2 separate regions of the Homo sapiens genome follow, and region 1 is linked to region 2. A link is an interaction called in ENCODE POLR2A ChIA-PET data of the cell type or tissue named here. Cell type or tissue: OCI-LY7. All regions are shown on one strand. Each heading gives the region's core, and the rest is flanking DNA. Links, peaks and the distances in the headings are about the cores only.

What was found. ChIA-PET counts read pairs that join two places held together with the same protein. Peaks named below come from ENCODE experiments on the same cell type or tissue, not always from the same donor. Only the 100,000 strongest peaks of a DNase experiment are listed, where the experiment ranks them.
Region 1: POLR2A ChIA-PET joins it to region 2 with 10 read pairs; 2 of 35 experiments call an interaction of 5 or more read pairs at or near these places.

The regions. Positions count from the first base shown.
Region 1 is chr18:21,967,943-21,984,005 of GRCh38, forward strand. It overlaps LINC01900 (long intergenic non-protein coding RNA 1900), which reads left to right and starts at 13,152. Exons shown (of 3, transcript XR_001753529.2): 1 at 13,152-13,217. In OCI-LY7, for the core only: no CTCF peak of the experiment used is centred there; no DNase peak of the experiment used is centred there.
Region 2 is chr18:21,821,415-21,837,477 of GRCh38, forward strand. The region is part of intron 12 of MIB1 (MIB E3 ubiquitin protein ligase 1); the gene reads left to right. MIR133A1HG (MIR133A1 host gene) reads right to left here and starts at 9,992. Exons shown (of 3, transcript NR_110369.1): 1 at 9,908-9,992; 2 at 9,206-9,380; 3 at 4,065-8,038. It overlaps MIR1-2 (microRNA 1-2), which reads right to left and starts at 7,674; the gene lies at 7,590-7,674. MIR133A1 (microRNA 133a-1) reads right to left here and starts at 4,371; the gene lies at 4,284-4,371. In OCI-LY7, for the core only: no CTCF peak of the experiment used is centred there; no DNase peak of the experiment used is centred there.

The DNA of each region.
Region 1 (16,063 bases), core at 6,879-11,878, 150 kb after region 2:
ATTTCACACGCCAAGGATCAGAGAAAAGACTAGGAAAATGGAAACTCAGAGTGGAATTTGGAAGCCCCTATGTTGACATTATTGGATGAGAGAATGTATTGGTAATTGAGGCAGGCTGCTCAGTGCTCAGTGGTTTTATATATATATATATATATATCTCACCTGGGCCTACCTTTTTGAGATCAGTTGTTACAGGTCATGCTCCTTACCCCACTGTCCTTCTTATTGCTACAAGCTCTAAGCTCAAAGGAGAGTCGAGGAGGATGTGGGGTGGAGCCCGTGCAGGCCCACGGTCTTAATGCCAACCTTTTGGATGGCAGGTTCTTAACACCATGTTCAGGTGCAGTGGGCTACATGCCAGCCTCAGCACTATGGCTTCTCATGTAGAACAGCACATTTAATTTTTACCCTTAGCTAAATGGAACCACTATTTCCCAAGAGCAAAGTAGGTTTGGCCTCTATGGTTGCATTCATATTTGCATATAAAATTGGCTCCCTCCCTGTCCAAATACTTCATTTCCACATACCAGGTGATGGTTATTGATGATGGAAAAGACCTATTAGTAAATGATTATAAAGTACTTGGCTAATCAAAATGAGAGTGAAATAGCCCTCTGATAAGGCAGGGCCATGGCAAGCATTGATAACCCGGACCTCACTGGCCCTGGAGTTCTTTGTGAGGTCTAGCCTTGGCAGGCCCCACATGATCCGTATTGCCTCTGCGTCCCAGCACGCCATGTGGATTGGGTGTGTCCTGGGAGCTGAGCACTGTGCAGACTGTGCAGAACCTGGACAGTGCATGGTCCCTGCGTCCTAGCTTAAAACTGATCCCACTGTGATGGCATGACCTAGCCTTGGGGGGTCAGTTTTTACTAGCTTGTCACATAGGCTCAAGGCAGTTTGTACACTGCAGGAACACATAATTTTAAGTGTTTGAAAACACCACTAGACCGATACTTGTACACCCATGTTCACAGCAGCGTTGTTCACAGCAGCGTTATTCACAGCGGCCAAAAGATGGAAACCACACAAATGTCTATCGGTAGATGAATGGAGAAACAAGACGTGGAATGTACATACAATGGAGTCTTAGCCTTAAAAAGGAATGAAATTCTTTAAAAAAAATTTTTTTTTATAATAGAGGCAGGGTCTCACTATGTTGCCCAGGCTGGTCTCAAACTCTTGGGCTCAAGCACTCCTCCTGCCTCAGCCTCCCAAAGTATTGGGATTTCAGGCATAAACCACTGTGCCTGGCCTTCTCCTCTTGAATATCAATATATTTCCTTAAAAGAATGGGGCCTGAGGCGGGCATGGTGGCTCACGCCTGTAATCCCAGCACTTTGGGAGGCCGAGGCGGGTGGATCACCTGAGTTCAGGAGTTTGAGACCAGCCTGGCCAATATGGTGAAACCCCATCTTTACTAAAAATACAAAAGTTAGCTGAGTGTGGTGATGGGCGCCTGTGTAAATATACACAGGTGGTGGGCGCCTGTGTAAAAATACAAAAATTAGCTGAGCGTGGTGGTGGGCGCCTCTCAGCCTCCTGAGAGGCTGAGACAGGAGAATTGCTTGAACCCGGGAGGCGGAGGTTGTAGTGAACCCAGATTGCGCCACTGCACTCCAGCCTGGGCAACAGCGTGAGATTCTTAAAAAAAAAAAAAAAAAAAAGAATGGGGCCTGCAGTTTCCTATGTATGTATGTATGCATTGGAAAATTTGTGCCTGTAGTTGTTGTTCTTCCCTCACTATTCAGAAACTTCTGGAAATTCAATGTTTCCTAATAACTGGAGCTACAGTTATCACTTCAGTTGCCAAATGAGTTGGGTAGGAATCTGAACTCGCTGTTCTGCTCTCACCAGAAGCAACACCAAACATTTAGGTGCTGAGGGCTCCTGGCAGGGTGCTGTGGGAAGTGCAGGGAAGCCCCTGACACAGGACCCCAGGGATGTGCTGCTGCCATAGGGAGCGGGCAGGAAAGGGGAGGAATTGGACACAGCTGGTCTAACCTTCCAGCCTCCCCGCTGGCCCCACCTGCCTCCTCGAGTCTCTGACTGCTTAGGATTTCATGCTCGACCTTTGCTGAACTCTCTCTCTCCAAACCAGCCTCTTAGAATTTTGTCTGTTCCTTTGATAGGTGGAAATGGATTGCATTTTAAAATGTCTCCCTCCTCATTTATATAATGGCAAGTAAAAGAAAAAAATAGTTTCCCCCTCAGCCAAGTGCAGTGGTGCACCTGCAGTCCCAGTGACTCGGGAGGCAGGAGAATCACTTAAACTCAGGAGTTCTGGGCTGTAGCATGCTATGACTGTGCCTGTGAATAGCCACAGCACTCTAACCTGGACAATGCAGCAAGACTCTGTCTCTAAAAAAAATCCAAAAAACAAAAAATAAATGGTTTCCCCTGGAACTTTCATTTCAGGTACCAGCAAGACTTGTTTAGCCAAAAACAAGAGAAGAAAAAGACATGAGTAGGTATGTCGTAGAAAAGAAAATATACGCGAATACGATACATTTAAAGAGACACCCAGAGTTATCAGTAGTCCGCAAAATAAAAATCAAGGCAGCTGTTGGCATACCATTTTGCATCCTTTGATTGGCAAAAAAACAAAATGTCTGACAATACTAAATGTTGGAGAGGATCATCTTACACATGCTAGTGGGAGTATAATTTGGTATAACCACGTTGAAAAGTTGATTGGTCTTAGTTCCTAAAGTGGCATATTTACATACCTTATGACTGAACAGTTCCACTCTATGGGATACACGAAAGAGTGATTTCTGCACCATAACAATAACAACAGCAACAATAACAATAAAAGGGATAAGTACAAAAATGATCAAACAGTACTGTTCACAATAGCGAAACACTGGAGACATCAGGAGAATGTATAAATAAGTATTATGTAGCAATTGAAATGTATGGACTAAGCAATATATAACAATGAGAATGAATCTTTGCATATGTTAAAAGTCCCAGAAGATTAGTGACAGCATGGTACCCCTTTTTATAATTAAAAACAATGTCAATAACTGTATTCTTTAAAATATACATATAGACTCAATACAACTATTTACAAAGGAAAGCCAGGGCAGGATGAACAGGAGATTCAAGCAGCTATGAAGGAGGCTAGGATGGGGCCACATGGTTTGATGAGGGCCATTGCCCAGTTCCTTGCTTTTATTTTGGGTGGTGAGTTTGAGGGTGCTTATTGCATTATTAAAAAGAAGTAACTAAATAACAGCAGGTGCAGAAGTCAATGAAGATGGCCGGGTGTGGTGGCTCACACCTATAGTCCCAGCACTTTTTGGGAGGCTGAGGCGGGCAGACTGCTTGAGCTCAGGGGTTTGAGACCAGCCTGAGCAATGTGGCGAGACCCTGTCTCTACTAAACAACAACAACAACAACAACAACAACAACAGAAAACCCAGGTGTGGTGGTGGCCGCTTGTGGTCCCAGCTACTTGGGAGGCTGAGGTGGAAGGATTGCTTGAGCCCAGTGGGTGGAGGTTGTAGTGAACCGTGATCATGCCACTGCACTCCAGCCTGGGTGACAGAGGGAGACCCTGTCTCAAAAAAAGTCAACGAATAGAGTCCAGGATGATGATGAGCCAGGATGATGATTCAATCACAATCTGACACTATGTTCCTGAGAGTCCCTTGTCCCTCTTCCCTGTCTCCCAAAAACAAACCAAAGAAGCCGAGTTAGCAGTCAGCAGAACAGCAGCTCCTTCCACCTTGTGGTTTCTGCATCATAGGGGAGCCTCTTATCCCCACTAAAGCCTCCCTTGTCCACCTGAGGATATCTGCAAATGCCACTCTTCCAGATTCATTTCTTTTTGCTTCAGTTCCCCTGCCTTCTCTAAAAAAGCATACAGTGTTACTGCAGGGTGGTAGAGTATGATTCATTAGTCATGAATGTGTATTTTCAGAACAATCTCAATGATCTCTTCATGCCTCTACATAGAGATTTATTTTAATATAGAGATGGGGGTCTCGCCATGTTGTCCAGACTGGTCTTGAATCCCTGGGCTCAAGTGATCCTCTTACCTTCAGCCTCCCAAAGTGCTAGAATTATAGGCATGAGCCACTGCGCCTTTTAACAATGGCATAGATTGAGCTGCCCCATTATTTATGTAACGACTCTTTTATTTATGAGCATTTAGATTGTTTCTAGTTTTTAATTTCACAAACAGATGCTACAGTAAATAAAATTGCTGCAAGGAGTATTCTTTCTCACTTGGGTGAGCATGCCAGTAGAGTGAATTTCTAGAAGCAGAATTGCTGAGTCAAAAGAAATACATATTTACATTTTGGTGGCCACTGCCAAATTGCCTCCAAAATGGTTCTACCTATTGCCAGACCCACCACCAACACGCCATAGCAGCTATGTTAGGAAGCCGTGTTTTTATGGTTTCTTTTGTTTTCCCTGAGCTGGCCTGGGAGTTGGAGTGGTTCTAGGACTGGGGACCAGGGAGACGCAGCACTCACCTCCTCACCCTTAACCTCTGCCCTCTGTGTCCTGGTTGCTGATGGGCAGCAACCAAGTTGTTCTTCCCCTTGGCACTGACAGGGCCACCGTGTCCTCTCTGCCTGTCGCTTTTCCCTTGCAGTCAGTGAATGGGTCGGCCTGGCCTGGCAGTGCCTGGGTTGCTAGGAAGTGGTGAGGGGGGTTTGCCTGAGGGGGATGTGCTTAGGATTGGTGAAAACTCCATTTAGGATGAAAGCGGCAAACATCTATATAAATCCAAACTTGAAAGTACAACCCCATAAATAACGGGACTGGGGAAGTGCCAAAACATGTTACAAGATCAACAAAAGCCTGTTGTCACTCATTCAGAAACCTGACATCTCTTCTTTTGGATTCAGAAATCCCAAGGTTTGGTTTCAAGGTGACTACAACTTTCCACCTAAAGCTCACATTCATTTGTTCTGCCGTGTCTGCAGTATGTGGCAGAAAAGAAAAGAAAATCTTTACCTTTTGCTCTTCCTTTTATCAGTTTCATCAAGGTCCATCTAGCATGCTTAGCATGCAGTTAAGTCTATTTTTAGGAGAATTTTTTTTTTTTTGAGATGGAGTCTTGCTCTGTCACCCAGCTGGAGTACAATGGTGCAATCGCGGCTCACCACAACCTCTGCCTCCCAGGTTCAAGCGATTCTCCTGCCTCAGCCTCCTGAGTACCTGGGATTACAGGTGTGTTGCCACCACACCTGGCTAATTTTTGTATTTTTACTAGAGATGGGGTTTCACCATGTTGCCCAGGCTGGTCTCAAACTCCAGACCTCAATTGATCTGCCTGCCTCGGCCTCCCAAAGTGCTGGGATTACAGGCATGAGCCACTGCGCCCAGCCGAGAATTTTTAAAATTTATTTTTATTAATTTTTTAAAATCATTATTATTATTTTTTTTAGACAGTGTCTTGCTCTGTCTCCCAGGCTGGAGTGCAGTGGCATGATCTTGGCTCACTGCAACCTCCACCCCCCGACTCAAGTGATCCTCCCACCTCAGCCTCCCAAGTAGCTGGGACCATAGGCACACGCCACCACATCAGGCTATTTTTTTTTTTTTTAGTAGAGATGGGGTCTCGCCACGTTGCCCAGGCTGGTCTCAAACTCCTGAACTCAAGCAATCGCCCACTTTGGCCTCCCAAAGTGCTGGGATTACAGGCGTGAGCCACCACATGCACCTGGCCAAAAATTTTTTTATGATACCAATAAATAGATACAGGGGTCTTGCTCTCTTGCTCAGGCTGGTCTCAAACTTCTGGGCTCAAGTAATCCTCCTGTCTTGGCCTCTCAAAGTGCTGGAATTACAGGCATGAGCCACTATGCCAACCCGGAATAGGTAATTTATTTATTTGACTTTTATTTTAGGTTCAGCGGATACATGTGCAGGTTTGTTACCTGGGTATATTGTGTGATGCTGAGCTTTGGGGTATGAATGATCCCATCACCCAGGTACTTAGCACAGTACCCGACAGTTAGTTTTTCAACCCTGGCTCCCCTTCCTCTCTCCCACCAGGGGAATATTTTCACTAGACTTTGGGTCAAACTGCTATCCAGTGTCCTCACTTAACTGAGTTCATATGAACCTTCATGAGGTTCTGAGTCCTTTTGTCCTGGAGGACGTGAGCCACAAGTGGGCTCTTTTAGAATTCAATTACAAACCAGAGCCGGGGTATGAGAACCACTTTTCTAAGCCTAGAGGCCTGTGGTGAAGATGGTGTGAGGTTAGGGTCTTGTCAAAGAAAACTCAAATTGTGGCTGGGTGCAGTGGGTCACACCTGTAATCCCAGCACTTTGGGAGGCCGAGGCTGGTAGATCACCTGAGGTCGGGAGTTTGAGACCAGCCTGGCCAACATGGTGAAACCCCATCTCTGGTAAAAATACAAAAATTAGCTGGACACGGTGGCTCACGCCTGTAATCCTAGCTACTCGGGAGGCTGAGGCACGAGAATCACTTAAACCCGGGGGGGCGGAGGTTGCAGTGAGCCGAGATCGCGCCACTGCACTCCATCCTGGGCAACACAGCAAGACTCTGCCTCAGAAAAAAAGAAGAAGACCCAAATTCTATCCCTAGCTGACTCAGACCTTTAGTTTCTTTAGCTATAAAATGGTATCTAGAATTGTTCTGGTCGAGTATGATAAGGATTTGAATTAAGGAGATGGCATGCATGAGGACTTTGAGTGACATGGAAGAGCAGTGAGTATTCTTTGGTATTAAATGTCACCTTTCATTTGTGAGTGTAAAAGCCAAATGTGATGAGGGAATAATCCCTTAGAGTAGCACCAATTTAGGATAGCATTAAGAATGTTAGCTTGATGGCCAGGCACGATGGCTCAGGCCTGTAATCCCAGCACTTTGGGAGGCCGAGGCTGGTAGATCACCTGAGGTCAGGAGTTCCAGACCAGCCTGGCCAACACGGTGAAACCCCATCTCTACTAAAAAATACAAAAATTAGCCAGGCATGGTGGCAGGCACCTGTAATCCCAGCTACCTGGGAGGCTGAAGCAGGGAGAATTACTTGAACCTGGGAGGTGGAAGTTACAGTGAGCTGAGATTGGGCCACTGCACTCCAGCCTGGGAGATACAGAGAGACTCCATCTTAGGAGAAAAAAAGAATGTCAGCTTGATGATCTGATTAGTTTTTGCATTAAGTATACAACTGTATATATCATGCTATTTTAGTTTAAAGGTTTTAGTTTATAAGATGTAAGTTACAAGCATATACAGTTCAGCCTCGAATAACGAAGGTTTGAACTTTGGGGGTCCACTTATTTGTGGATTTTTTTCTTCCTCTCCACCCCTGAGACAGCAAGACCAACTCCTCCTTCTCCTCCTCAGCTTACTCAACGTGAACACGATAAGGATGAAGACATTTATGATGATCCACTTCCACTTAGTGAATAGTAAATATATTTTCTATTCCTTATGATTTTTCTCAATAACATTTGCTTTTCTCTAACTAACGTTATTGTAAGAACATAGTATATAATATATATAACATACAAAATATGTGTTCATTGACTTTTTTTTTTTTGGGCAGAGTTTTTGAGGCAGAGTTTTGCTCTGTCGCCCAGGCTGGAGTGCAGTGGCACAATCTTGGCTCACTGCAGCCTCTGCCTCCCAGGTTCAAGTGATTCTCCTGCCTCAGCCTCCCAAGTAGCTGGGATTACAGGCATGTGCCACCACACTGGGCTAATTTTTGAATGTTTAGTAGAGACAGGGTTTCACCATATTGGCCAGGCTGGTCTCAAATTCTGGACTTGAAGTGATCCACCCTTCTCGGCCTCCCAAAGTGCTTTGGTTACAGGCGTGAGCCACTGCACCAGGCCTCATTGACTGTTTATGTTATTGGTAATGCTTTTGATCAAGAGTAGGCTGTTAGTAGTTAGTTAGGGGGAGAGTCAAAGTTATACTCAGATTTTTGACTGAGGAGGGATTTGGCACTCCTAATCCCATGTTTTTCCAAGGATTAACTGTACTATAATACTGAATGATTACTATACTTCTGGTACCAGAAAGGCTTAATGGCTGTTATTTAACTTAATCCACAAAAAGTCCTATGAGATTGGCAATAAAATTTATCCACTTTGGCTGGGCATGGTGGCTTATGCTTGTAATCCTAGCACTTTGGGAGGCCAATGTGGGAGAATCGCTTGAAGCCAGGAGTTCAAACCCAGCCTGGGCAACATAGTGAGACCCTGTCCCTTCAACAAATTAAAATATTAGCCAGGTGTGGCAGTGTGTGCCTGTGGTCCCAGCTACTTGAGAGGCTGAGGCAGGAGGATGGCTTGAGCCTGGGAGGTCAAGGCTGCAGTGAGTGGTGATTGCACCACTGCATTCCAGCCTGGGCAACAGAGTGAGACCCTGTCTCAAAAAAAAAAAATTACCCATCTTTATATATTATGCACATAACAGAGGTCAATAAATATAAGTACAATAACAATAATAATAAATTACATGTATTATTTTTTATATTTAGGGAGCTAAGCTAAGCACCTTTACATTATTTCATTTATTCCTCCTAATCCTGTGAGGTGGAGAAGATTCTCCCTGTGATCCATACAAGGAAAATAAGATAGACGGAGGTTAAATAATGAACGTAACTAAAGCCAGTGAACTACTAAAAGGCTGGGGGCTGAGATTTGAAACATACAAATACACAGGATAATGCAAAAGCCATTATGCAGTTAAAGCAGCAGGAAGCTTTATTCTTCTTTGAAGTAAAAGAAGGATAATTTTGTTTCCATTTCCATCGGATTCTTAAATACATATGGCAAAAATACCATGCAGTTCAACATTTTATGTTGGAGGGAGCTACTCTATGTCATAAAGCGACCTATTGTAAAGTAAATCATATTTTCCCATAGGAGCAATGTTGTAATAAAGGGCCTTGTTCTTGGCTGAGAATTTCACATCCAATAAATCAAACCGATGACCAACAATATGGTGGAAAAGCAGAACCAAACAATAAAATTACACTTCAAAATCCAAGGATTTCAGAACTCAAAGGGACCTCAGAGACGACAGAGTAAGTAGCTTTAAAACTTTCTAAAGCAGAGAAACCTCTTCTTCAGCAAAATCTTATTAGTCCATAGATAAAACAGTTGAAAAAGAGGCCACAGTATTTGTACAAGAAGGGAGATTTTATATATATTTATGTTTGTGATGCCTTGGGAACCTGTCAGAGAATACAATAAAATGGTGATGAGGAAGAATTGTGGGGATTGTGGCCAGGTGTGAAGGGATCCTTACATGTCACTCTACTCCCTTAAATGGTTGATTTTTTTTTTAAATTATACTTTAAGTTGTAGGGTGCATGTGCACAATGTGCAGGTTTGTTACATATGTATACATGTGCCATGTTGGTGTCCTGCACCCTTTTTTCTTTTTTTTGAGACAGGGTCTCGCTCTGTCACCAGGCTGGAGTGCAGTGGCGTGATCTTGGTTCACTGCAACCTCTGCCTCCCAGGTTCAAGCGAGTCTCCTGCCTCAGCCTCCTGAGTAGCTGGGACTACAGGGACGCGCCACCATGCCCAGCTAATCTTTGTATTTTTAGTAGAGATGGGGTTTCACCATGTTGGCCAGGATGGTCTCGATCTCTTGCCTCGTGATCTGCCCGCCTTGGCCTCCCAAAGTGCTGGGATTACAGGCATGAGCCACTGCACCCAGCCTTTTTTTTTTTTTTTTTTTTTTTTTTTGAGACAGGGTCTTGCCCTATTGCTCAGGCTGGAATGCAGTGGCGTGATCATGGCTCACTGCAGCCTTGACCTCCCTAGCTGAACCCATCCTCCCACCTCAGCTTCCCAATTAGCTGGGACTACAGATGTGAACCGCCATGCCGGGCTAATTTTTGTATTTTTTGTAAAGACGGGGTTTCACCATGTTGCCCAGGCTGGTCTCCAATTCCTGGGCTCAAGCGATCCTTCTGCCTCGGCATCCTGGCATCACACCTGTAATACCAGGTGTGAGCCACCGAGCGTGGCCCCAGATGAAATTAATTTGACTAATATATTTTATTTAATCGAATGCATCCAGTATACTATCATTTTAACATGTAATCAATATAAAATTATTACTGAGATAGTTTACATTTTTTTCATACTAAATCATTGAAACCATTGGTGTGCATTATTCATAATAGCACATCTCAATTCGGGCCAGCCTCATTTCAAGTGCTCATGAGCACTGTGGCTGGTGGCTACAGAGCAGGTGTGCAACACGCTAGGTGTACTGCCTGAATTTCAGTGCACACTTAATGAATGCTAGCTGTCATAAATTTTCTCCCTTTGCTCATGCTGTTACACATCCTCCTCCTTCTCTGTTGAAGTCTTGCTCCTACCTCGAGATTTGGCCAACTGGCCACATCCCCAAAGCCTTCTCCACACATCGCATCAGAACAGATCCCCTCCTCCTTTTTCTGGTTCCTCAATGCCTATTTCTATGGTAGATATTTTGTCTACCTTCATAGAATTTAAGCTCCTAAAGAGTTATAACCCATTTTTGATTCTTTATACCCTGGGTCCTAACTCAATGCCCGGCCCATGGGAGGGGTGGAGTATGTGTCATGTGAATGCATAGAGGGATAGGAGAATTGCTTGGGTGGCAGGGAGGGCGGTTGTGGGCTGCTGGTTTTCTTTTTGTTATTTAATTTTTACATACTGGTGGGCAGAGCCAGCTCCCTCTTTCCCTCTTCCAACTTCCTCTCAAGGTCATTTCCCCAAGCTGGGCCTTGCCACAGAAAAGCCATGATAAGAAAAGCAAATGTCTTCGTTAAACAGTGGCCCCAAGGGAAATCACGAAATGTAAGCAGGGGCACCCAAAGGCACAAACAACACCTTTCACGCGCTCTCTTACTTAGATGTTCTAAACCTTTGTGAAGTGGAAAGAGAAACTGCCCAACCTCCATTTCTTACAGAGATTTGAGCCCGGGAGGGAGAAGGCCCAGGAGATGAGGGTGCAGGAGAAAGGGGCATGTTCTCTGTGAGGTTCTCTCCGTGGAGCAGCCTGTCTGCTCCGGGTGGGGTGGGGGGTCACCGGCACAGGAGGGGCCATGTCACAGGGCAGCTGGGGGTTCCGGAGCAGGGCCGCTGTGTCCGTGGCTCACATTCTTTTATCACTGCTCTTTAGCCCAATTCTCAGTGTCTGTTTTCCTCCTGGTTTCTGCCCCTGAGAGTGAAGTTGGGGGCAGGGAGGGATACTGAGGCATTTTTAAACCCCGGGCTCATCTTTCACCTTTTGTCAAAGCTGTGCGTCAAGTTTGGGGGGCCCCAGCCCTAGTGCATCCCTGTCTCCTGTAACTTTAAGGAACTGCGGAGTTGCTGCGTTTGATGTGTCTTAACTTTTAACACAAAGCACACCAGGGCTGGTTAATGATCATGAACTGTCATGGCAGCCACTCTGCAAAGGTGACATTGATGGATGGAGCCTGCAGCTTTGAGGGAGGCGGGTGGGTGCAGGGGCAGAAGGTTTATTTAAGCCAAGGCTGATAATAGAGGGGCCTTGTGAGTCACTGACCAGCAGGACTTTAATGGGATAAAGAGAAGGGGAGAGTCCCCTTTCTGCACTGCCCTCTGAAGGGGTAGTTCTCATTCTCCTCATCTTGTCTACCAAATAAAAGCATTCCTTGAAGGTTCAGATCTATTTAAAATCTTCTGCTAAGAGGAGGAAAAAAAGCCCACCTCTGTAATCAACCTTGTCATCTTTCTTGGTTTGGCCTCATTTATTTAGAAGTTCATGTTTACCTTACTTAGCCATTTGAAAAAGGCATTCTTAAAGACATTATGTAGGGAGGGTCTAAGTAAGAATGAATTCAATCTTCCAAACAGCCATAATCCCCTTGGGATTACCAATGAAATGTGAATAGGAGTACAATTGGGGTTCCTTAAGTGACTGTATTTTTCAAAAAAAAAAAAAAAAAATTCAGGCTGCATGTGGTGGCTCACACTTATAATCCAAACACTTTGGGAGGCTGAGGTGGGAGGATCACTTGAGGCCAGAAGTTCGAGACCAGACTGGACAATATAGTGAGACCTTGTTTCTACAAAAAATTATCCAGGATTAGTGGCACATGGCTGTAGTCCTACCTTTTCAGGAGGCTGAGGCAGGAGGATTCCTTGAGCCCAGGGGTTTGAGGCTGCAGTAAGCTATGACTGTGCCACAGAATTCCAGCCTGGGCAAAGAGGAAAAAAAAAGGTAAAAATTTGATTTCCATTTTGCTCTGAATTTGTTGATCATCACTCCCTCCAGTGCCACAACTTAGGAAGCATCTGTCTCTCTTTAGGTAAATATCAAGATGTCACTCTCATTTGTAAACAACGCCCATGGTACTTTCAGACAAGCTGCTTTTCATCATGCACTAAGGGTTAGAAGCTAAAGCTTCTTTCTCGCCTTAGATATAGCTGTGCCACATAAGTTTCATAAAAATAAGCTCTTGGTTAGCCGGGTGTGGTGGCGCGTGCCTGTAATCCCAGCTCCTTGGGAGGCTGAGGCAGGAGAATTGCTTGAACCCGGGAGGCAGAGGTTGCAGTGAGCCGAGATCACACCACTGCACTCCAGCCTGGGCGACAGAGTGAGACTCCGTCTCAAAAAACAAACAAACAAACAAACAAACTAACTAACAAAAAAGCTCTCAGGAAAATGGCCTGAACACAGATCCCTCCTTTGGATGGAGATGCCAAATTTGGATCTCCAGGGGACCTCTAATTTCTGAGGGTGGAGGAAGAGAGGCACACTATTGGGGTCCCCGGATAATTTTGTGGACATGAAGGCTGATGTCCACTGGAGACGTCTAGTTGGCTCCTCGCTTACTAAATTCAGCAGCTGATGGCCCCTACTCATTGCTGGACAGCATAAACATCAGGTTCTGGTAAATAAACTCAGGCTATCACGCAACTGCCCAACATGCACTTAAGCTGTGACTGACAGTTTGCTGGGGGCGGACTTAGAGTCTAGGGCCAAAGCTTTTGGGTGCAGAGCCTCCAAGGTTCCAAGATAAACAAATCTGTCGGTGAGAGTGACCAGAGTGTTAGGTCAGTCCAAGGGTCACTTATAGGTCATCCTGCTGGGAGCTTGGTCTCTGCTTTGTGTTTATGCTGGGGAGAAAAGCAGGAGGGGCCAGAGGGTTGGGTCTCCGCTGGGAAAACATCCCTGGCCTACTCATCAGAGCCTCTGGAAGTGGATTGGTATCCCCTCTGCTCCCAGGAATCCAGTAAAAGGTATGGGTGCAGGCTTGTATTTTTTACAGGAGTTGATGAACAAGTTATTTTGGAAATATAGATTGCAAGATGTGTGGGGCCAGCTCACCTGGGCTGCAGAATGAAGCAAGGGTCTTCCAAGGCCTAGAGTGAGGTAATAGATCACTGTGGGGAGCTGGCTGCAGTAAGCATTGGAAAAGACAATTGAAGAAATGGAAAACTTTCCCTGTCCCTCTCCCTCTTCTGGATGTTACAGATTTTCCTGGAAAATATTTTGCCAGGTTTACATTCCTTACCAGCTAGGGGCTTTTTTAGAGAGTGATCTTAATCTTGCTTTTTTCTTGTGCTTGGCTCTCTAAGATTGATAGAGAGGGGAAAGCAGGGGTATGTTTTATAGCTTCCTTAGTTGACTTTTAGCAAAGTGAAGATTGTCCTCCCCCGTGGACCCTTGGCTTAGCCATCTCCCAATTCTCTCTCATTTGAGGACAGTGTGGAGCAGAAAAAAGATGCAACATCAAAAGAAGAGCTGGGCCGGGCGCGGTGTCTCACGCCTGTAATCGCAGCACTATGGGAGGCCGAGGTGGGCGGATCACAAGGCCAAGAGATTGAGACCATCCTGGCCAACATGGTGAAACCCCGTCTCTATTGAAAATACAAAAATTAGCTGGGCGTGGTGGTGCGCACCTATAGTCCCAGCTACTTGGGAGGTTGAGGCAGGAGAATTGCTTGAACCTGGGAGGTGGAGGTTGCAGTGAGCCGAGATCATGCCACTGCACTCCAGCCTGGGCAACAGAGTGAGACTCCGTTTGAAAAAAAAAAAAAAAAGAGCTGATGGCATTTAAAATTTCATTATTGCAGATGAAAAAGACTTTTTAATCTAAAACTCAGTTGCTTGCTATGGAAAATAGCCCAATTTAATAAAAGGTCTAAAGGAGCTAATGTCTTCAGATAAGCCAGAAGCTGGAAGTACTCGCAAACAAGCCCTTGGGGATACTGGTAGGCCACATTAAAATAAACCCAATTTACAAAATATATAATACATTAAAGATGCATTTAAAGATATGTGTAAAGATGCATTAATGGGCCGGGTGCAGTGGCTCATGCCTGTAATCCCAGCACTTCGGGAGGCCGAGGCAGGCGGATCACAAGGTCAGGAGATTGAGACCATCCTGGCTAACACAGTGAAACCCTGTCTCTACTAAAAATCCAAAAAATTAGCCAGGCATGGTGGCACGTGCTGTAGTCCCAGCTACTTGGGAGGCTGAGGCAGGAGAATCGCTTGAACCAGGGAGGCGGACGTTGCAGTGAGCCAAGATCACGCCACTGCACTACAGCCTGGACAACAGAGTGAGACTCTGTCTCAAAAAAAAAAAAAGATGCATTAATGATATATGTAAAGATACATATAAAGATATGATTAAAAGAATTGAAATTATACTGAGGGCGTGGTGGCATGCACCTGTAGTCCCAGCTACTTGGGAGGATCGCTTGAGGCCACAGTAATGTGAGGCTGTAGTACGCTATGATCACACCTGTGAATAGCCACTACACTCCTGTCTGGGCAATACAGCAAGATCTGATTTCTAAAAAAAATTAAATTAAATTAAAAGAAAGAAAGTCGAAATCATACTGAGTGTTTATGACCACAATGGAATCAAACTAGGAATCAATACCAGAAAGGTTAACAGGAGAATCTCCAAACACTTGGAAACTAAACATAAAGAGGAAAGTCTTTTTTTGGAAGTGTCAAGGGAAATTAAAAAACATATTGAACTGAGTGAAAATGAAAATAAAATATACCAAGATTTGTGGGATACAGCTAAGGCAGTGCTGAGAGGAAAATTTATAGCATTAAAGGCTTACACTAGCCAGGCACAGTTTCTCACGCCTGTAATCCCAGCACTTTGGGAGGCCAAGGCGGGCGGATCACGAGGTCAGGAGATCGAGACCATCCTGGCTAACACGGTGAAACCCTGTCTCTACTAAAAATACAAAAAAAGTAGCCGGGCAGGGTGGCGGGTGCCTGTTGTCCCAGTTGCTGGGGAGGCTGTGGCAAGAGAATGGCGTGAACCCAGGAGGCGGAGCTCACAGTGAGCCGAGATTGTGCCACTGCACTCCAGCCTGGGTGACATAGCAAGACTCTGTATCAAAAAAAAAAAAGCTTACACTAGAAAAGAGGGAAAAAACCTATGCCAATCAGAGGGAAGGAAGCAATAAAGATAAAAGTAGATATCAGTGAAATTGAAAACAGAAAAACAATTAAGAAAATCAATGAAGCAATGGTTGGTTTTTAAAAAGATCAATAAAATTGACAAACCTCTAGAAGGAGAGACAAAGCAAGGAAGAGAAAAGACACAAATTACAACTATCAGAAGTGAAATAGGGGCTTTCACTACGTGTCTTGAAAACATCAAAAAGACAATAAGGGAATACTGCAAACAACTCTGCATCCATAAATTTAGATCTGAGATGACTTAGATAAAATGTACTGATTCCTCAAAAAACACAGACTACAGGCCGGGTGCGGTGGCTCACACCTGTAATCCCAGCACTTTGGGAGGCCGAGGCGGGCAGATGACGAGGTCAAGAGATTGAGACCATCCTGGCCAACATGGTGAAACCCCATCGCTACTAAAAATACAGAAATTAGCTGGGCATGGTGGTGCGTGCCTGTAGTCCCAGCTACTCGGGAGGCTGAGGCAGGAGAATCGCTTGAATCCAGGAGGCAGAGGTTGAAGTTAGCCAAGATCACACCACTGCACTCCAGCCTGGAGACAGAGCGAGACTCCATCTCAGAATGCACACACACACACACACACACACACACACACACAACCTCAACTCATCTAAGTTGGAATAGATAATTT
Region 2 (16,063 bases), core at 5,375-10,374:
CTCCTTTCCTAAAATATGCTGTCTGCTTTCTTCTTCTATTTTTTGGAGCATTTTCTTTCTTTGGGATGCCCCATCCCGCTTCTTTATCTTAACCGTCTTTCTTCCAGAGCTACCTCCTGTGTCATCACTGGAATTATTTTGTTTGCTCTATACTTCCTTGTTCTGTGTGTGTTTTTTTTGTTTTTTTTGTTTTTTTTTTTTTGAGGCAGAGTCTTGCTCTGTCACCCAGGCTGGAGTGCAGTGGCACAATCTCGGCTCACTGCAAGCTCTGCCTCCTGGGTTCACGCCATTCTCCTGCCTCAGCCTCCCGAGTAGCTGGGACTACAGGCTCCCACCACCATGCCCGGCTAATTTTTTTTGTATTTTTTAGTAGAGACGGGGTTTCACGACGTTAGCCAGGATGGTCTCGATCTCCTGACCTCGTGATCCGCCTGTCTCGGCCTCCCAAAGTGCTGGGATTACAGGCGTGAGCCACCGCGCCCTTCCTCTGTGTTCTTATTTATTATACTTACTATATACTCTGCTTAGTGCTGTTTATTACTATGTGCACTTCTGTCTTTCTCTTTACATTGTGGGCATTCATATTCATCTGTTCATCCTACATATGCTCTGGCTATACAAGGCACTCAATAAATGTTAGTCTTACTTTGACAGTGAGCACACTGTTAAATATCACAAGATGTTATATGATCAATTACAAAATGAATTCTGTAGAGAAACTGTGTTAGGAATTCAAACAGCAATTACTTCAGATTACAATGGTCAAAAAGATTTTATTGAGAGAATTTAGGATTTATTGAGGGAATATGAAATCATAAAGTTTAGTATAAACTGAGAATTGAAGTGCTTAGGAAACAAGTATCTTTTAAATATTTTGAGTTGTTTCATTTTTATTGAGAGTAGGCATAGTATATTCAATAATGCTAAGCCTATACAAGGAAGAGAAAATTTACTTTTATTTTTTTCAATTCTTGCATAAATCTTGAGGGTTCCCCTGAAAATTTAAAACAGCACCTCTTCCAACCAGATATTTGGTGTCAGGTGACATTTAAAAAAAAATGCTTTTATTCTTTAACAAAGTAGTGCTTCAGTTAAAGCTACATGCCTTCTTTATTCCTACTTCCTTAAGACATTTTTAGGTAGTTGTGACTATAGATTGCCAGATAGAGTGTGATTTTAATTGGACACTGAAGAGTATCAGATGACACAGCTTATATTACCAGTTGTAATTGCAAATTGGGATGTTTTGAATTCTTTTTTTCATATCAAATTTCTTTTTCTTAAGGTTGATTTTTCCCCCCCTATACTGTCCAGTGATGTCAGAAGACAGAAGGTGCCATTTTTAGTGTACTCGGAATTAAAAATAACAACCAGTCTTTTTGGCCTTTATACTATAGAAAACCAGCAGGGTGTGGTGATTTACATTTGTAATCCCAGCGACTTAGGAGGCTGAGGCAGGAGGATTGCTTGAAGCCAGGAGCTTGAGATCAACCTGGGCAATGTAGCAAGACCCTGTCTCTAAAAAATTAAAAAATTAGGCTGGGCGTGGTGGCTCATGCCTATAATCCCAGCACTTTGGGAGGCCAACTCAGGCAGATCACTTGAGGCTAGGAGTTTGAGACCAGCCTGGCCAACATTGTGAAATGCTGTCTCTACTAAAAATACAAAAATCAGCTGGGTGTAGTGGTGCGCACCTGTAGTTCCAGCTACTCGGGAGGCTGAGACATGAGAATCACCTGAACCCAGGAAGCAGAGGTTGTAGTGAGCTGAGATTGCACCACTGCACTCTAGTCTGGGTTACAGATCAAGACTGTATCAAAAAAAAAAAAAAAAAGAATCAGCTGGGTGTGGCATCACAGACTTTTAGTCTCAGCTACTTGGGAGGCTGAGGCGAGAATATTGCTCGAGCCTAGGAGTTTGAGACTGCAGTGAGGTATGATCGTGCCACTGCACTACAGCCTGAGCAACATAGCAAGACCCTGTCTCTAAAAAAAAAAAAAAAGAAAGAAAAGAAAAGAAAACCAGATATAGCACGTTGTTATTTCCAGAACCTGATGAAGTGTCTAGATGTCCTATATTTTTGAAGACTGTCCTTTGAAGTCTCTATTTCAAAGGTGCAGATCAATATGAGTCTAGATTTCAAAGCTGATCTTGATGTTTTCTCATAGTATGATAGTAACTGAAACACATTAAGAGAAAAGAGTTACAAAGCCATTTATTGTTGTCTTTTAGAATTGTGGAAGGGAATATAAATTTTCACTATGAGACCCTGAGTACTTTGGTTGTGCTTTATAAAGTTTGGAGCATTTTAAGTAGAAATTACACCATGTTTTAATACAGTTTTGTTTTTTTTGAGAAATCTTAACTAAGAACAATGCTGTTTGTCTGTTCTGATAGTTAATATTTATAGGCATGTTTTCATCTAGAGTTTAGCCATATTTATCATCTCTTAGTATATAGGTAAAATTTTGGATTTAAAGTAAGAGTAGAAATTATTTCTGCTGATAAAAGTGAAAACTGAATTTCTTTGGAGTAGCATAATCAGCATGTTACTTAGGTACTTTCTGTAAAGATGCTGCATTTTTAGCTGTTTTTAGAGCTCCCTTACAGGCATGAAAATAAATTAGTCAGCAGTATTCTCTGCAGAGCTGGCAAAAACAATCGATAGGTATTTTGGAAGTACAGGTAACAATAATATAATTATAAAGTTTATATAGTATTTACGAATTTTTCTTGAATAGAAATTGAATGTGAAAAGTAAACGTAAAATATGAGTGAATCACCTGATGTGATATATGTTGTTTTTAGGTTGGTACTAAGATAATTTCACAGGCGTTTCTTATTTGCTTACTAATTCCCACAAAGACACATATTACAAATCTTACTGAATATGTGAGCAACTCATAGTTTTCCTTCTCGAATGTTGTGATGCTTTTTTTACTTTTTAAATTCTGAAATATGGTCTGTAAACAAGACTATGTTGGCTATTTGAAGATTTGATAAGCTGTACTGTATTTTGGTGTTTAATGCTTTCCTTACAACTGTAAACATGCTGAGTGCTATCTACAAAATATAGCTGAGTCTATTCGGTAATAGGATACTTAGAGTGTGTTTTCTCTAATGTATGCTCATGCATCTACTCTCAAACACCATATTCCTTGTAATACACAAATGTACTTTCTGTGACTGAGGTGTAATTAATAGGAGGAAGAAGATCTTGAATGAAGTGATAAGATATATATTTATATATGTCTCCTTTTGCCCACAGTCTTTTAGAGAATGATGTTCATTTTGAAATGGAGGAGTGGTCAGGAGTTGAGAATGTGTGAACATCTGGGTCTTTAAACTACTCTTGTCTTCAGTAATCTTCATTAATTGCTGAAATGTTTGTCTCTATTAAATAATATTAAATTATCTATAGTTTTATTGCAATCATTAAGAAAATTATACGGATGTTAGAGTAATTGTCACTTTTTTTCTTTACTTCAGTTTATCCCCACTGAAGGAGAATATTGTGTGTATATTTTTTATAAGGGACAAAGAAGACAGTGAGGAGAGTCATAGTATTTATTGTTAGCAGAGTTCTTCATTTTACAGCTGTGAAAACAAATATGGAGAGGTGAAATATTTCATGAGTAAAAGTAGTGATGCTTAGCATTTTCTTTCTTTTTTGAAGACTAAAAACCTTTGATTCAGGGTCAGAAGAACTAGATAACTGTTTTAAGCCTCTCCACAAGATATTCTACAGTTATCATCTTTTTCACCTTACCTGCTAACATTCAGGTAAATAGCGGTAAAATTAAAGGCCAATACTATGGAAGATAGTGACTAAACATTTCTAGAGTGTTATATAATGTTACAGTTTTCTTTAATTTAAATATGCACACATCCATGTAAACCACACTGTACAATCCCATTATGTGTTCAGGTGGGTTTTAGGTGACCTTTCCAGATATTTTCTTCCTTTGAAGGAAGTTTTTGTTGTTGTTGTTATTATGAAGCATAGCCTACATTTTATTACCAGTTCTTTTCTTTTCTGAAGGATAAGAAATTTAATACCAAGAGACCATAATAAGTAAAATTTTTATTTGAAATCCTTAAGTCATCCATACATTTTTCATAAAGCTTTTTATAAACATCTTTAACCATTCTAGCTTTTCCAGGTAGAATTAACAGTAACAAGTTATTTGATTATAATCACAGTCTGCATAATGTAAATAAGTTGAAATTAGTTGGCAAGTAATTGATATTCACAAATGAAAACGTTGGTTGTCCCGTAGTAATCAATGCATAGCTACAGCTGGTTGAAGGGGACCAAATCCATTGAAGAGGCGATTTGGTTCCATTTTACCAGCTCTAGCAAAGCATTGTAGTGCTGCTAGTTTGGAATCCAAAACAGTTAAATGCTTTTCATTGGTAAAATTACAGTCATGGACCTTCTACAAGTGTTAGAAATTATCATACCAATGCTTCAGTCACTGAATGTCAAATTTTCCATTTTGAAGTCACTTTCCTACTGTTTTCCTGCGCTTAATGGTTTAAAAATCTTTTCCTTTTAACACATTACTGCATTAAGGAATGATCAATGTACGTCTTTGTTTTCAACATCTTTGCTTCTTTTTCTTTTTCTAATCTTGTCCACAGCCGAAGTCTTTGCTTAATTCTTACATGTAGACAATAAGCTATTTCAAAACCAATAGTATTTAAAGGAACAAATAGACCTTGATGTATTTTAGAGTAATGTTTTCCATTTATCTCTAGGCAGCAAACCAGATAAATAGTTAAGCTAAAAGGTTGGGGAAGAGTTCAGTTAGTCACCCCCTTCTACTGCCACTGCTTCTTTTAGCATTATAGTTGAGGGCTAATAGCAAATTGTTGATGGGTGTAGGAATATCAGTGGCCTTAAGAAAGTACCTCTGCCCTTTGATTTATAAATAGATCACATGTGTATTCAGTGTATTGCTTGGACTTGTGTCGAAAGGAACTACCATGCATGCCAGTTTTTCTTTGTTTTTGCTTACGTGGTGTTACTAATCATAGCTTAGTAATTTAACCCTTTTAAAGGTCTATTTCCTTGACTAAGTTCTTTGTCATTTTGGGTACAGATTGCCAAGTTACTTCTCATTATCGCCTTAGTAATACATGGTGGTTAGTTACAATCCATGGATACAAGTATTAAAATCTATTGTGTGGATAATACTTGAAAAATCAGAGTAAATTTTTGTTATAATGTGGTTTTACTGTTGATTTCAATGTCTTGAGAGGGGTGTCTTCTTGCATAAAATAAAAGTTTGATAAATTATAATTTGCCTATAAAGTTAAGTGCTCTCAGAGAAATATAGAGTAGAGAAATATTCTTTACAGTTACTATTTTAAACTGAGAGGTCAACGCTAATTCAGGCAGTATGCAAATGACTCTTACACTAAGTATATTCTGCGTCTGTTGGTTGGTAAGTATCATACTGCTGGTGAAATTAACTACAATTCTTTTTCATCATTTTTTCTAGTAGAAGTGAAACAGGTGTTAAACTGCCTAAACTTAAGTGCTGAAGATAGCAATAATACTGGCTTCTATTTTTACTAGTTATATGGGAGCTGTTTAGCAGATCCAGTTGCTCAAGTGTGTTTTTGGATGGCAGTTCAGTTTCATATACTGGCCATATCGGGGCAAGGAGAGGCCATGGGAAAAAAATAGTACAGCATTTGATAATGTCAGCATCTGTTATCCCTGTCAGGGAGACAGTTGAAATGTTTGAGTTATACCAGTGTCAGCAGATGCCCAGAGTTTAATATGTACTCAGTTAAAAATGAACAGCTGATCTAAGTGATAGATGTGACATTTTAGAGTGATTGAAAATACTCTTAGATAAGTTAAACTCGCAAGCACCAGAATCAGCATATAATTTTACTTTTAAAAATGAATAGCCTGTCATTTTATTTTCTAAGGATTATTTATATAGTCTTAATATTATAGCAAAGAGAGTCTTAGTTGCTAGGATGTTTGAGAAGGATTATTAAACAACTTGTATACCTATAGAATGACCAATATAACTGTTTATTATAAAACACAAGTAGAGTAATAAGCTTTGAGTATTTTTATAGAAGAACCTCTACTTTTGAGGTATATATTTTGAGTTCTTGGTATTTAGGACCTATACAGGTAAACTTACCAAATAGAACATGAATCATTGCCATTCTGTTTTGTGGATGATCAGAAGGGCTATGCTTATGTGAGTTAAGCTTTGAACTAATTTCTTTGAAAGTGTAGAATTTTAAAATTATGTGCCTTTTATAATTTCCAGTAAACATGCAGTAACACATATGATGCCATGTGTAAGTCATTCTCATTCTTTATAATCTGATAAAATGAAAATCATCTTTGTATTAACTAGTCTTATTAAACAGAAAATGAACTATAGTTAAACTTAGTCATTTCCATTCAATTTCTGATACAAAAAATTTAAAATATTATGCTTTTATACATGTGTAAATATTTCAGTTGAAATAATACTTTTAGTAAGAAATGGTTAGAATATGTGAATATTACTCTTATTTTCTAACTTTGTCATTAGTAGCTTAAAACAGGTACTGCTTATAAATTTTGCTAAGAGCATTATTTGGAATTTTTTATAAATAATATACAAACTGTGTGAAATAAAAGTATTTTGATATTTCTAAACAATGGATTGATCAAGTTTAGAGAAATTGAATTGTAATTGCATAGTACAATAAAAACAGTTCTTCGATCTGTATAAATTGGTTCTTGACTATAGTGCTTTCATTTTACATGCCCTCTTTGGAGAAAGCAAATTCGAAGATAATACAGATAAATTAATTTCTTTTAAATATTTGGTAGTCTGTTACCAATATACCCTGCTGACTTACAGCTGTGGACCAGAATTTTGTCATTTTTCATGCTTAAATCTTACATTTTAATTAATTTTAAGTTTTAACTTCACATTTAAAGTAGAGATTTGGGTTAAGACCCTGATAAACTTGAGAAGGAAGGACAAGGGCCACTATGTTTGTAGCTGTCAAAAAAGAAAGCCTTTTTAAAACAACAAAACTTTTGGTCAGAAATTCCTCTAATATTAATTATACATTTATCAAAATGAGAAGAAATAGCTTATTATGTGAATGAAGCCAGCTCTTAGTATCTTATTTTTCTGTACAAATCAGTGAGCCCTACTAATGAGATATACTTAAGATTAAATTGTGGAGACAGAAAATAGGTCATGTGTATTCCTCATTCTTTTGTGCTAGTAATACTATTTTCCCTTTTGCAGTCAAATTTTAATAATGAGAGTGCCTAATTTAAAAATGTAAGATGTCTGTTTTAAACTTAGATGATTTAAAAGGAGTTTCATGATAATTGAAATCTACTTCACTGGATCTTCTTTTCCTTCATGAAATAAAAACCTTAGGGATAGTTTCTATCTATCAGTAGTAGATAACCTTTTTTTTTTGGTGTTAGTATTGCCAAAGGTCATCTGTTCATGACTAGGTTAATTTACCATATGACGGTCATTCACGTAGAAAGAAGCAAGAGCTTCTTTTAGCTCAGTTTAATTCTCCCTTGGTGGTTTATTGCCTACCAAAAATACATACTTCTTTACATTCCATAGCATTGTATGTTCATATGGGTACATAAAGAAGTATGTACTCTGAGTAGGTATTACTAAGTTGTTAGCTGTAAAAACATGAAATATTTTATTTTCTTATTTGTTAGTGAAACATTCAGCTTACTAATGTAGAGCAATGGTAAATCATTTGCAGAGACTAATTTATCGAAGACTAAATTTTGTAACAAGTTTACCTGAAGCATGGCATTAATGGTTCCATATTCTTGGTGGACATAGACATTCCTAAGCATTTGACCAGTTATCTGTTGAACTTTGTCCTGGTTTGATTCTTTTTGCAAGAGATTCAAAGAATCAGTGTAGTGTTACAGAGTGTATTTCGGAAACTTAAGATCAGCCTAGTGTTTCTTCAGTCTTCAGAGTGAATTTCTTCTTTTTTTGTAGTCTGCTTCTAGATCCTACAGGTAGATAGTAATTAATTAAATTCAATTTTTTTTTTACAAACTAGATATCTTACTCAAAACCTAACAAATTAACCAATAAGTATTTCTGATATTGACTCTAGAAGTTGAAACAACAAGGAGAAAAACCAGGATGAGTGTGGGTGAATTGAACTTTTTTAAAGATTATGAATTTTTGTTAGTGTTTTATAAGGTCACAGATAAGAACTCGTGATCATTTGAAAATTTGTCATTCTTTTTTCTTTATTAGTTCCTTACCTGAAGTTTGCACTTTGATGCTTCTCTTTGGGTTAAATACAAATATGAGTTGAATACAAATTCAAATAGATGTAGAAATATCTAATTTTGGTGAGTTTAAGTTGTTTTGATTCTTTAATCTTTTTAGTATAAAGGATAACTGTCAGAATCGTCAACTTTTAGAAAGTATCACTTCAAAGAACTGAAAGGTTTTAGTCTGTGAGCACCTGGGTTTTATTTACCTTGATAGTTTAGAATGAAAAGAAATTATAGTTGGTAAGTAGCCTTCAGTTATTGTGGTATTAGAAGGTTAATTTAAAACCTCAAGAAATTTTCAGATTTGTCAAAGGAGGAAAAAAAAGGGCAGGGATAGTAGAATTTCTGCAGCTTGTGATAAAAAGCTAGTGCAGCTTATAGAGAGCAAATCAGAATGTAGCAGTAGATAGCCCAGCACTACAGCAGTTTCAGCAATGCAGCATTAGAATTACACCATGCACGTTCTGATTTATTTTTGTGGCCAATTATTAGTAAGCATTAAAAAGTATTTTATGATCTGCCAAGTTTCTTGGTTGACTAAACCTTGAAATAGAAGCTAATAGTTTTAGAAAATAAGTATACTTTGGAAGCAGGATGTGACTTACTAGAGATGCAAAATCATCACTTAATCTGAAACAATAATGACTAAATCTTTAATAATGTAAATGACAATAATGTATTTGTACATTTTTAAGATAAAAAGTTACTGCCATAGTATCTGAACAATATTCCTTTTTACACTACATTAGCTCTTAACTTGAATTGTGAAATTAGGCTATGGTTAGATAGAATTTAATTTAACAATGAGAACATATATTGAGTCAATAATAGGTAAGCATGCAGAAAGTCATAAGCATCCTTAAAAGTACAGGCCTTATGGTGCTCTGTTACCTGTAAGCTTAGTGTCATGCAGCATTTGCAGCAGGAAGAAAGGTAGTAACCTAGAGAATCACATCAACAGCAGCCATCTCATCTTGATTGTTCGTTCACTCTATTTGCTGATTCAGCATTTCTTTTCATGAGCCCGGTGAAGGAAGGGGATGTATCAGTGAACACAGAACCTCACCTTTTAAGATAAATTTGAAAAACAAACGAGCAAACAAAAAACAAGCTTACTTTTCCCTCTCCTCCCCTCTTCCCTTTACCAAAAACAAAAACAAAAACAAAAACCACCAACAAAAACAACTCTAAAATTGAATCAGTGTTGGCCATTTGATTTGGAATGTCATATAACAGTCTTGCACAGTTATATAGGGAAAGTTAAGCAATCAAAAAAGGTTGCTACAAAGGCCAAGAAAATGAACCTAGCTTGTCAGATGAAATGCTTCAGAAGAGGGGAAAAAGTTGCAGAAGTTAATTTTATAGTCTAAAAAAGACAAAAAAAAAAAAAAACAAAAACAGAACCCAAAACACACCTTACTCCCCCCAAATAACTGTAAACATTCACCCTGTTTTTCTTTGCCCTCCAGAATACATTGGGTTCTTCTGACTTCTTAGGAAATAGTCTGCATCTTTCTTGCTTTTAGATTTTTTTTTTTTTTTTTTTTGGTTTTTAGTTTCCAGGATTAAATAGTAGAGCTGTAGTGAAGCTACCTTGTCACATCCAGAGGTCAAGTCTGCAAGCGAGGTCAGGACTTCCACATGGTCACTACGAGGCTAACTTATATTCTTCCTCAGTGACCACTGGCTAAACTGTTACAGCTTTATAGGCAGCTAAGCATTTGAAACATGCACTCCCAGGCAAACAGGCTCTCTTGTGCCTCTCTCTTCCCTGACCATATTTAGTCAACCATAGCAAAAAATAGCCTCTCAGCTGTCGATTGTCGATCCAAAAGCTGAGGAAGCCTCAATCTTGCTTTCTGCCTATTGATTGTTCATCCTGCGGTCCAAACACTGCTTAGCCATTTGTCCTGCCCCCCACTTTTTTTTTTTTGAGGGGGGGTAAGCACTGCCAAATAAAGCGGTCTCTCATGTTTCCACTTACATTTCCCAGATTTTCACTGAGCTTGCGCTGAGACTAGGAAAGCCTGATGCACTGTCACTATACTTAGAAGCACTGCAGAGAAAAAAGGAAAGAGGAAAAAAATTACCATGGCTAGTAGCAAGACAATCTTTAGACAGTTATGGAACAAGTGAAGTCCCTCTGCTGCCAAAATACATTTTATAACCTGATTTTTTGATTGATAAAAAATGTTATGGATGGTGATATGTTACATATCTAAAGGCCTGAAAGGATTTTGTAGGGTTATCTTTAGAGCTAGTTGTTGCCATATACATGCTTTTAAAGTTTATTGAATGGAAAATGTATAGAAATGGTAGGTAAGACCTGTATATTGGTGGTGGAGAGACATCATCAAGGGAGAAGAAAGTAGTATGTAAATGAAATCTTAGAAGTGCTACTTAAAACAATTCACTGTCAATTTCAGTTAATTTTTTTTATAATGCTTTGGTAAAAAACAGGGTCCAGTATGCTTTTGAGTAATTATACAAGTATTCAGATGCATTTTATTATGAATTCTACTTTATATTCAAATGTGTAGTGTTTTTGCTGTCCCTTCTACATTGTCATGTTTCTCTAATTTTCTGAAGTGACTTTTAGGCATGATCATTGCACACTTTACACAGATTGAAATAGTCATTAACCTGTCTATAACTCTATTACATAGTATGTGACTCAGAGGTAAAAATACTTTTGTTTTAAATTTTAATAGCATATTCACAATAGATTTTGATACTGAAATTTTTTTAATCAAAGAGAAAAAATATTAAAACATGAAGTCCAGTAAACCTGTGGAGATATAGTTTAAGATCTCACATAAAAATGCAGAAGAGAAACCAGCTATACCTTGTTTTTTAATCCAAATATGTCCTCTTAAGAAACAAGAAAAACTATTACGAGTTTTCTGAGCTTACTCACCTACGGAAGTTTGTCCTTCACATTCTTGTTGTCTTTAGCATTTAATATCATAGCAGTTTAATTATTTTGAATGTCTGTTTTAAAACAGTGGCATAAGGAATACTTCTTTAGATATTGGGCAATTTTAAACAGCTTTCCTAGATATTGAAATAATTTTACTCATATTATGAGAAGATGACATGTCTCAGAGTATAAAGTAGGTTAATTTTCAGTTTTCTCAAGTACCCCATTTTGTTAATGATTTTGTAGCAGTGAAAGTACTTATTTTTTAAGCAAACACTTACATAATGTGTTATGTGCCAGGTTCTCTTTCTAAGCCCTTTATAAATATTAACTCATTTAATTTTCATAACAACCCTATAAAGTAGGATTTGTGATTCTTCTCACATTTTACAGATGAGGAAACTGAGGCACAGAAGTTAAGTAATCTGCTGAAGTCACTAGCCATTGTGGCTAGAGCCAGAATTTGAACTCAGATAATTTGGTTTCAGACTGGGAGCTCTTCACCACTATGCCACATTGCTCCTCAGATTTGTGATAATGAAATGAGTTAGGAAATTATTCCTCTTGGGAACAAAACCATGCATCAAATATATATTGCCAATATCTTTGCCTCAGTATATTCAGAAAGATGATTATTTGATTATTTGTTTATTCATTTCTTCCATTCAACAAAACTTTGAGTTCCCTATACTAGGTATACAAAGTATACCTTTTTGATCAAAATGTGTTCAGTTTTATAGTAACCTGCTTTTAGCATGCCCAAAAGAACTACTGGCAGTTGATCAGTTTTCTTAATAAATTCCTTTTTGAATTCTTGACTAATCTACATTACCGATTTGAGGGATTGTTTATTAATTTACCAAGCATTTATTGAACACCTAATATGTGCTACAGTGCTATTCTAATGTTGTTTTGCCTTAAGTAGTACTAACATGTAAGGCCTCCACAGTTTAGCTAGTAGGGTTTGGGAAAATGTTGCCTGCCTCTGAAGAAAGATTGCAAAGCATGGCAGGCCCTAAAAATTGACCCAGTGCCACTTGAATACTGCATACCAGTGTAGACAGCTGCTTGTCCCCTCTGCTTCTTTATAACTCATTTGTTCATCATTCAGCAAACGTTTGAATACTATCATGTGCCAGGGATTATGGTAGGCACTGCTATTAGTTGTTCTGGAACTTAATGCTTCTTTGGCACTATTCACAAATGCCTGCTTAACTGGTAGTAAGATCTTATCTTTAAAACATCCATGTCCTTAACCTCTTGGAAAACAACCAAATTGAGCATTAGGGAAAATATCTCTAAATCTCATATACTATGCTCCACAGGTGAGACAGTCTATTGGCTTAACAAAATTACTGAATTCTCGAGCTGGTAACACCTTTTTCCCAGTAACTCTACGGACCTCAGTGCTTGCAGCTTAACAGTCTCCTCTTAATTAACTAAAGTGCTGCAGGGAACAGCCTGCTGCTGTCCTTGTGGTTATAGTGTGTCTTCCTAAGATTGCCTGCCTCATGGAAAGAAAGGAGACAGGCTGCTCTGAACTACTGCTGTTGACGTGAGAGTGATGGGACCAGAAACTGTTTTGCTTAACTTTCCCTTAGCTTACCTTGCAGGCTGGGCCCAAAGATGACCTCTTTTCTTGAGGCCCTGTATTATTATTTTTTTTTGAGGGGGTTGGCAATTTTTGATTAAGATGAGAGGGCTGTAGGTCTCTGTTCAAATAATTTATGTAGCACCCTCAAGGAGGTGAACTATAACTTCCCGCTCCTTAAGTGTGGGCTGTACATAGTCACTTCCTTCCTAAGAGCATAGTTTAGAGATACGGAAATGTTTACATTGGAGAAACATGAAGAACACTACTTCAGCCAGATGATCAAGGTTAACTTCTAGAGTCATATGGCATGTTGATAGTATGTACCCTTGGTGTGATGTGATTAAATGACACTTTATCTCTGTGGCCTTCTTACTAAGAACCAATAGCACAGCGTAATCATGAGAAAAGCATCAGACAAATTCCAACTGAGGAATAGTCTACACAATATCCCATTAGTACTCTTCAAAACTGTCAGACTCATCAAAAACAAGGAAAGTCTGGGAAACTGTCACAACCAAAGGGAGCTAAGGAGAAAAGACAACTAAATGTAAAGGGGTATTCTGGAACAGAGAAAGAACATTGAATAAAACTAAGGAAATCTCAGGTGTGGACTTTGGTTAATAACAGCGCTTCAACATTGGTTTATTGAAACAAATGTACCATACTATGTAAAATGTTAGTAACAAGGATGGAGGAGTATATGGGAACTCTGTACTAGCTTTGCAATGTTCTATAAATCTAACATTGCTTTAAAATAGATATTTAAAAACAAAACCAAAAAGTTCACCACTCCTGGCTAGTTGACCCTTGCATTAGTTTTGATTTGGGGCTATCTGCAGTGTTTCTCCACAGCTTAGTAAATCAAGTTGATTTTGCTATAATTGATTTCAAGAAAATATTATGTTTAGTCTCATGTTCTTTTAAAAGTGTATTAAAGGCAGGGAAGTATATTTTAGAATTTTTTTTTTATCAAGACTAGTCTTATTTTTAAAAGATTTATTTAAAAAGAATATGTGAAAATTGTGAAATGGTCAGATTTGTGTGGGGTGGTATAGAGAATAGAGTGGAAAGGAGACTGGGGGCCATTGGGAAGAACAGTTGAGTTTTAAAAAGGAGAAACGGCAGGACAAATTGAATGTGGACATAAGAAGAGAGGAAAGAGTCTAGAATGATTCCCTGGTTTCTGAGTAGAATGGCTGATTAAATGGTAAGAAGGGTAATCAAGATCAAGAATATAGGAGGAGCCCGGGTGCGGTGGCTCACGCCTGTAATCCCAGCACTTTGGGAGGCCCAGGTGGGTGGATCACGAGGTCAGGAGTTCAAGACCGGCCTGGCCAAGATGGTGAAACCCTGTCTCTACTAAAAATACACATAAAAAATTAGCCGGGCCTGGTGGTGGGCACCTGTAATCCCAGCTACTCGGGAGGCTGAGGCAGAGAATTGCTTGAACCTGGGAGGTGGAGGTTGCAGTGAGCCGAGATTGAGCTACTGCACTCCAGCCTGGGCAACACAGCAAGACTCCATCTCAAGAAAAAAAAAAAAATATATATATATATATCCACACACACACACACACACACACACACACACACACACAAACACACACGAGGAGTATTGGGAAAGAGGAGGGGGCAAAGAGGTATTTGTACTATGTTTGAGTATACATCTATAATCTTAGAGTTGTCATAATACTATTATATTGAAGAGTTTCAAAAACGTTTTTAGATTGGGCATGGTGGGTCATGCTTGTAATCCCAGCACTTTGGGAGGCTAAGGCAGGTGGATGGCTTAAGCTCAGGAGTTCAAGACCAGCCTGGGCTGTTACATGGTGAAACCCCGCCTCTACAAAAAATACAAAAAAATTAGCTGGGCTTGGTGGCATGTACCCATACTCCCAGCTACTCGGGAGGCTAAGGCAGGAGGATCATTTGAGCCTGGGAGGTTGAAACTGCAGTGAACTCTGATCGTGCCACTAACTGCACGCTAGCCTGGGCAACAGAGAGAAACTTTGTCTCAGAAAAAAACAAAAGGTTTTTTTTTTTTTTTTTTGAGATGGAGTCTCGCTCAGTCGCCTGGGCTGGAGTGCAGTGGCTCGATCTCCACTCACTGCAAGCTCCACCTCCTGCGTTCACGCCATTCTCCTAAAAACAAAAAGTTTTTAATCAAGCTAATATATGTACATAGTTAAGTCAAATGTTACTACAAAACTTATAATGAAAGAGAAATGTCTTCTGCGTCATCCCTCCTTACCCCTTTTTTGTCCCGACCAACAACTTGGAACTTATCCTGTAATTTCTTAATTTATCAATTATAGGCATCTAGTGATTTCATGTTATGGAAAATGAAGATTTAAAACTAATACCCTCTGTTACTACCATTCCTTTCAACATGATTATATCACAATTTTTGTTTAAATTAATGACAAGTATTTACATTATTATTTTTACATTTTGTTTTTAATAAAACGTTTTTCCACTTTTCACATGATTTAATACTTGTATCTTTTAAATTTTCCAGAACTGTTTACCCCTGTAAATTTTGTTTCTCACATGCTCAAATGTGTAGGGTAAGAGATAATGTATGGCATTAACATCATGACTATCCAAACATCAGTAGTATAATGTCGTACCAATACTTTTTCCCATTGAGAATCTCAAAGTCTATACAATATCTAGTATTTTATTTTAATTTATGGAATGAGGAGGACTAAAATCCTTACTAGTGACTGAAAACAAAAGCAGAAAACCTTAGTCTTCTATGAAGCCCATGAATGGGATTTAGGAGTTTGTAGACTCACCCAAAATTGTATTAATAGGTAAAGATTTTGACATGCATTTCTCTGGAGGAGAGCCTATAGCTTTCCAAAGAAGCCTGTTATCCCCAAACAGTGATTGTTACTCAGTTACAGCCATGGAAGGGGCTCTGTAAGCTGTGATTCTCAGTATACTTTGGGTTCATAAACCTGTTTAAAAAGTCTAATAAAAGGCCGGGCGCAGTGGCTCACGCCTGTAATCCCAGCACTTTAGGAGGCCGAGGCGGGTGGATCACAAGGTCAGGAGATCTAGACCATCCTGGCTAACACGGTGAAACCCCATCTCTACTGAAAATACAAAAAATTAGCCGGGCATGGTGGCAGGCGCCTATAGTCCCAGCTACTCGGGAGGCTGAGGCAGGAGAATGACATGAACCCAGGAGGCAGAGCTTGCAGTGAGCTGAGATCGTGCCACTGCACTCC